Linked DNA regions of Homo sapiens: region 2 is linked to region 1. The links are chromatin contacts, found by Hi-C in ENCODE. All regions are on one chromosome and are shown on one strand. Each heading gives the region's core, a stretch centred on a gene start or an enhancer-like site at or near the end of the contact. The rest is flanking DNA. Distances are from core to core; before and after follow the strand shown. Region 1 holds the start of ABCF2-H2BK1 (ABCF2-H2BK1 readthrough). Region 2 overlaps PRKAG2 (protein kinase AMP-activated non-catalytic subunit gamma 2).

The links. A loop is a pair of places that touch in the nucleus more often than their neighbours do. Pooled maps may share reads with other maps.
Region 2: a loop to region 1 is called in a pooled map, with 4 times the contacts of the local background. The contact joins the enhancer-like site here to the promoter of ABCF2-H2BK1 in region 1. A Hi-C loop is called at or near these places in 2 of 168 maps with a recorded cell type or tissue (chondrocyte and gastrocnemius medialis) and 6 of 50 pooled maps.

The regions. Positions count from the first base shown.
Region 1 is chr7:151,225,491-151,228,658 of GRCh38, forward strand. ABCF2-H2BK1 (ABCF2-H2BK1 readthrough) reads right to left here and starts at 1,715. Exons shown (of 17, transcript NR_160983.1): 1 at 1,673-1,715; 2 at 815-1,010. It overlaps ABCF2 (ATP binding cassette subfamily F member 2), which reads right to left and starts at 1,715. Exons shown (of 15, transcript NM_007189.3): 1 at 1,673-1,715; 2 at 815-1,010. The coding sequence starts at 968. RefSeq lists a silencer at 1,492-1,551 and enhancers at 1,652-1,701, 1,812-1,891.
Region 2 is chr7:151,767,821-151,770,934 of GRCh38, forward strand. The region is part of intron 3 of PRKAG2 (protein kinase AMP-activated non-catalytic subunit gamma 2); the gene reads right to left. Among named protein-coding and RNA genes, the nearest start is that of PRKAG2-AS2, 37 kb to the right of the region's middle. Within about 2 kb of position 1,416, at least 3 of the 41 ENCODE cell types and tissues checked have a DNase peak (open chromatin) inside an H3K27ac peak, as active enhancers do.

The DNA of each region.
Region 1 (3,168 bases), core at 465-2,964:
GAATGGAAATACTGTGGTCAGGTTTGACTGAGAGACGCTTCATTATCTTGAGCTGGGCCTTGACAGAAATGTCAAATGTAGCTAGCAAAAACATGATGGTATTATAATTCAGTGTGTGAAAGGACAGAGATGTGGTGACTATCCAAGAGATAATAAATAGTCTGGATGGAGCAGAAGGCTGTTTAGGGAGTTTTCAGGGGGCAGGGAAGAGGGCTGGGATTGGACTGCCAAGGGCCTGGAATAGTCTTTACCGCATATGGCCATGTTTCCCAGTCTAGACGGTAAGTTTTTGGAGGGAAGACGGTAGTGCCTCAGTGTATAGCACCATGTCTAGCACTTGAGAAATAATAAATATTTCCCAAAATATAAATAACAGAAAGGGAGCTCTCTCCCAGGAAAAACCCCATAAATCAACTCATAAGTTACTCTCTTGTAGGTAGAGCCACTACACCAGTGAGAGGACAAGCTTATTGTATAATGTAGCAAAGAACCTGGCACATTGGTCACCATGCATAGAAATGGAAACTGAGAAAGGGGCAGGGAACTGATCCCCTCCTCACAATCTAATAGAGCAGCAAGGCAGCTCAGCAACTCTCACATCCGCTTGCCACTGAGTATGTGAGAACCTCGTCTTCGGCTTCCTTGCGCAATGACAGGGTGGCACGAATTCCAACTCTACTGATTTGATTCATCATGAAAAGTTGCATGACACCAGATACATTCTCCACTACCCCCAGCATCAAGATTCCAACTCTGGCTGGGGCATGCATTAAGTCTTAGCAACCATCCCCAACTCACCCCTCCCTCAATTCACCTGTGGTCTCTCTGCCATTGGCCTCATTCTTCTCTGCCACCTGTGGTTCTGTGACAACATCTCCATTTTCTTCATGTCCTTTTCTGGGCCGCTGTCGAGCTTTGGCAGCCTCCTTCTTTTTGGCTGCCTTCTTCTTGGCCAGGTCGGAGGGCATGATGATGACCCACAGGGGTAGGTTACTGTTGTTTCAGGGAGCCTGAAGGAAGGCAAACAGATACCCCCAAACCCTAAACTTACTAGTAAGAATGCCTGGGCCCTGCTCCATCCCTCTCAGGAATCTTCGTATCAACATCAAGCCTCTGATGCCCTGGCCTGCCCCCGCCTCGTCTGTTCCAACTTGGTCAGGGTATCCCAAACCAATGCCGATTCTCAGCGGCTCTTCTAATCTTAACATCTCTTCCCACAGGCACCAGTCCCCCACGGACTGCCTCACTTTGGAAACGCTCCTTCTTTCAGGGCCTCCGGCTGGGGACCAGGTTCTGCCCCTCAGCGGAGGTCTCCGTCTCCGGTTTCCCTACAACTTGGCGCTCCGCACTCAGCTAGCCGCCTCACTTTCCGGGCTTCCTCCTCCCGTCCGTCTCGGGCCTCTTCTCGATCGTCCCTCTCCACATCACCCGGCCGTCGAGCCCAGCCTCTTGCCGGGACGCACTCGTCCTCGCCCGCGTGAGTCCCCTCCGAGTCTCCACGCTCGTCACCCCCGGGTCCTCCCCCACCCCGCCCGTCAGCTTCTCTCCCTTAGCCCTATCTTCCCCCTCGCAGAGCCCTCCATCCAAACCCCGTCCCTGCTTCCTCTTCTAATTCTCTTTCCCCCTCACCGGCGGGGACCCTCTCCCTACAGCTCCCCTTCCCCTAACTCACTGGGCCTCGCTGCTCGGCCTATGTCGCAACAGAGCTGCTCCTTAGGATCCTCCGCGTGCGGCCGGCTCACCAGCCAATCACGGCCTCGGGTGGTTCTCGGCGCGCCGCGCTGCCTCCTTGGAAGTGTAGTCCTCAAGTTGCAGCGGCCAAGAGTGAGACCCGCCTTGAGGACTACTATGTATCCCACAGACCTCGCGGGGCCGCGTGACGCCATCAGGATGCGCGAGGCTCGGGGAGGGGGCGGGATTAGAGTCCAAGAGCTCTCTGCTAGCGGGCGCACTTCGGGCGCTGGAAACTGCAAATCCCAGATTGCTCGTTGGATAAACCGGCTGAGCCTTCAGGCTTTACCCCACCTCTCGAAAATCCATTGAGCTGTTGTGGAGTTACGAGTTTTTAGAGCTACCTAACCGACTCAGGCAGCAGGGCGTGCAACTACACTTCCCAGCTTGCCTCAGCGGGAGTAGATCGAAACAATGGGAGAGGAGAGGTGGGAGCGTGAGGGGAGGACTAAAATGAAGGGGGCGCTGGGCAGGGAGGGGTTCCAGAAAGCGGGGCATCGCTGCAAAGATGTTGCCAACGGAATTCCTTCACGAAAGAAAGCGCCTTGGTTTCATTAAACCTTAATTTTAGAGGCTGGTTCATTGTTAAACTTTTAGAAGGTGCCAGACGTTGTTTTGGAACCTCGGCCGCTTAGCCTCCCCGCTGCCGCATTGTTAGGTTTCCACTGAAGCCATGCAAGTTTGGTGGAAAGGGCCCCGAGATAAAAAGGCCCCTTGGCTGAGATTTGTTTTATTATTAGTTAGCCATGCTACCGGGCCCGTTACTTTCCCTTTGAGTCTCACTGTTTAAAATCTCTCACATGACATTTTGGGCTGGATGGTTTAAAAATAAATACAATCTCTCAAGGACTTCACATTACCTACATTGTAAACTCCAAATGTTTAGCCTCAAGTACAAGGCAGGCCCTTTGTGATCTTTGTTACTTCTCCAGGCTCCTGTGCAGCAGAAGCCTCACCATCAGTGACGTTTGGGGCAGCAAAGGAAGCTATTGCTCCCTTTGAGCATATTCTCCAAATGTGGCACCTTTTCGCCCACAGTCCGTGACTCAAACAATGAGAATTAGTTTTTCTTCTCAAACTCATACTTCAGTAGAACTTACCTACTTAAATAGTTCGGAGATTAAGCGTGCTATTTTACACCTGCATGCCTTTGAACATACATTTTCCTAGAATATCCTCCACCAACGAAGTGCCTACTATCTGTCAGGCTCAGATATATGTGCTGGAGTTGCAATGGTGCAAAGTCACTCCCTGACCTCAGGGAGCTCATAATAAAGAAGGAACATGTGAAAAGTAAACAAGCCGGGTGTGGTGGCTCACACCTGTAATCCAAGCACTTTGGAAGGCCGTAGTGGGAGGATCATTTCAGCCCAGGAGTTCAAGGCTGCAGTGAGCTATAATCAAACCACTGCACTCCAGACTGGGTGACAAAACTAG
Region 2 (3,114 bases), core at 166-2,665, 540 kb after region 1:
AAGGAAGAACTGGCCAAAAGCTCTGGTTCCTCTTATTCTGATTATGGAGCCAGAGTTAAGTGCTGCTGCCCAGAGATTCTCATTTCTCCACAGCCTCCTTTTTCTCTCAGCCATTTTCCTCTAGAAGCAGAGCCTGAGGCAAGGATTAAGATCAAGGTGAGGTAGGGCAGGAGAAGCAGCAATGAAATGAGTTGTCATGCTGGCTGCTGATGCATGACAAGCTGCAAATAATAACATAATAATCAGAATAAAGAGCAGGGGAGCTTAGAAAGCATGTTCACTTGGCTCATGGGACTCCTCCAGGAGGGTTCTAGAAAGGAACTATATGTGGGGGGATCCATAGCCATCATCAAGGAGGAGGTTTCTGCCCAGCTTCCTCAAAGCCACAGTTCCTACTGGTCAAGTATTACTCTGTGGAGAGCTAAACTCCCCCAAACTTCTAGGCTGTATCATGCAGCCCCTTGTCATCATTCATGAGGCCAAACTTCCTGCCCAAATTTTAGGATATTCTTGAGGTAAGGGGAATACGCCTGCAATGACCCCACCAAAACCCCATTAGCAACGGCAAAGCTTAAATAAATCAGAAGCTTCATCAATAAAGTTTAGAACTCTTGTTCTTCAAGATCTCTCTTCCTATTCTTTCTTTCTTTCTTTTTTTTTCTGGAGATAGAGTCTCACTCTATTGCCCAGGCTGGAGTGCACTAGCACGATCCTGGCTCACTGCAGCCTCTGTCTCCTGAGTTCAAGCGATCCTCCTGCCTCAGCCTCCCTTAGTAGCTCGGATTACAGGCACATGCCATCATACCTGGCTAATTTTTATATTTTTAGTAGAGACAGGGTTTCGCCATGTTGGCCAGGCTGCTCTTGAACTCCTGGGCTCAAGTGATCTGCCCACCTCAGCCTCCCAAAGGGCTGAGATTGTAGGCGTGAGCCACTGCACCTGGCCAGTCTTCAAGATTTTTCCAAACAGACCAAGAAGGCTGCAGTTGGTGCCAGGACTAAGTCAATGGACAAGGACAGCCCGTGCCTGAAGAAACAGCGACTCTGTAGCCTTGCTCTTTCTTCCCATCCTGGGCCACTGTGTCATGATTCTTACCCACTCCTAATCCAATCCCCACTTGCAAGACCTCAACAGACTTGGAGTTCTAATGCACTGTGGCCTTCCTGTCCCCCTGAGATGCTCCAAAGCTCCATGGAGGGTGTCCCCCCAGTGCAGGGAGCAATGATGCTATCTGGTTTTACCAAAGGGCTGTGTCAGCTGTGCTGGGCAGGCAGCTTTCTACAGTGTTTTACTGCATTTAAGAGTCACAAGAAGAAACTAACCCAGGCAGAAAGGCTGTGAACAAACCTCAGTCAAGCAAAGAAGAGAAGACAAGTGAAAGTAAACATCAAAGAAAATGGCCCAGGAACTTTGAATGCAGTTGATGCTGTGGTTGTAGACTGCGCTGGGTTAGACAGTGCCCCCACTAATTCATTTCCTTTCCAGAACCTCAGAAGGTGACCTTATTTGGCAACAGAGTCATTGCAGATGTAGTCACTTAAGTTGAGGTCGCAGTGGAGTAGGGTGGGCTCTTAATCTCCTTTGACTGCTGTCACTTTAAGAAAAGAAAAAGAGACAGACACACACAGAGGAAGGCCACAGGATGATGAAGGCAGAGGCTGAAGTTACGCATCTACGAGCCAAGGAACCCCAGGGTTTGTGGGCAACTGCCAGAAGCTAGGAGGGAGGCCTGGAACAGAGCCCTCCCAGAGCCTTCAGAGGGAGCATGGTCCTGCTGACACCCTGATTCCAACTTCCAGCCTCCAGAATTGTGGGAACAGGAATCCGGGCAGCTTAGGCCATGCAGCCTGTGGTGCCTGTGTGACAGCCCCTGAAACTAACCTGTGGGCCATGAAGGCACGGATGCTGCAGCCGCATCTGGGGAGGTGTGGCGGAAACACGAGGTGGGCAGGTGGCACTGCTTGCGGGGCTGGGGTGCTGGGCTGACATGGCCGAGGGTGCACCCCCACCCCATAGAGTGGGCACCTAACCTGCTGGCCCCAGAGTGCGTGTGTCCACTGCTAGGGACCACGGAGGCCAAATTCAGTACCTTTTGAGAAATAAAGCTAAAATTCTAAGCCCCTAACCAACTGAAAGAACCCCCTCTTGGCCACGGGGACCCCAGAAAAACCTTAAAACTGAGTTCCCGGCCATAATGGGATGAGAGGTCGGATGTGCCTCATTACACCCCCTCCCTTGCTAACCACCATTAGGCTTCCTTCCCCAAGGGTTAAATGGAAACCTGCCCTTTTGAAAGACTTGCTCCATTCCTGAGATCAACCAGCTGTCTGATGCTGCCCCTTCCTTTTGCAGGTTCGACACAACCGACCAGCATTCCTTCCTGATAAGAGACCCCTGACCATGGAGTGGCTCTGACTAGCCTATGGAGGCTGCACACAGACAGTCTTCGCATCCTTGGCTTCACCCTCTGACATATAGGGCCTACTGTAATCCATTTAAAGGTTAAGTCTCCACCCCAGCGTGAACATGGATGCATGCTGCACACAATTAGCCAATTATGCATGTCTATGCTTCCTCTTTGTGAATATTCATAGCTCCTCCTATAACCTGTTGAATATGTACATTTGGCCACGCTGTTCAGCATAAATCCCTGTCTTCCACTCTCGCAGTGCCTGTTTCCAGCATCTGGCTAGAGACTATGCTTCCCAGCCTGTCAGAATGGTGACCTGCTGGCTGCAGCCTTTTTAAAGAAGTGATCCTTTCCAAATGTAGGAACCTTATCATTCTTCAACTGACACTTTGCTGGTCACTGAGCAAGGTGTGCTGGGAGGAGTGAGGGCTCTGAGGTCTCGCAGGTTTTCTGGGGAGCTTGATTCTTATGGAGTGACCTACAAATAGCACATGTATTGAAAACACATCAACCAGTCTCAGAGCAGCCCTGTCTCTTGGGTTTTAGGAGTTCGACCTGGAGCTGTAGGGGGGTGAGATAGAAAGTGGCCTCCCTCCTGGAGAACCCAGTGAACAAACCACCATGCCCCACGCCCCATCCCCGACTTTAGCATTAAGCGTTGCAGAGGCTGAGAAGTAGGGGTTCCAGCCACGGTTGGGTCTTG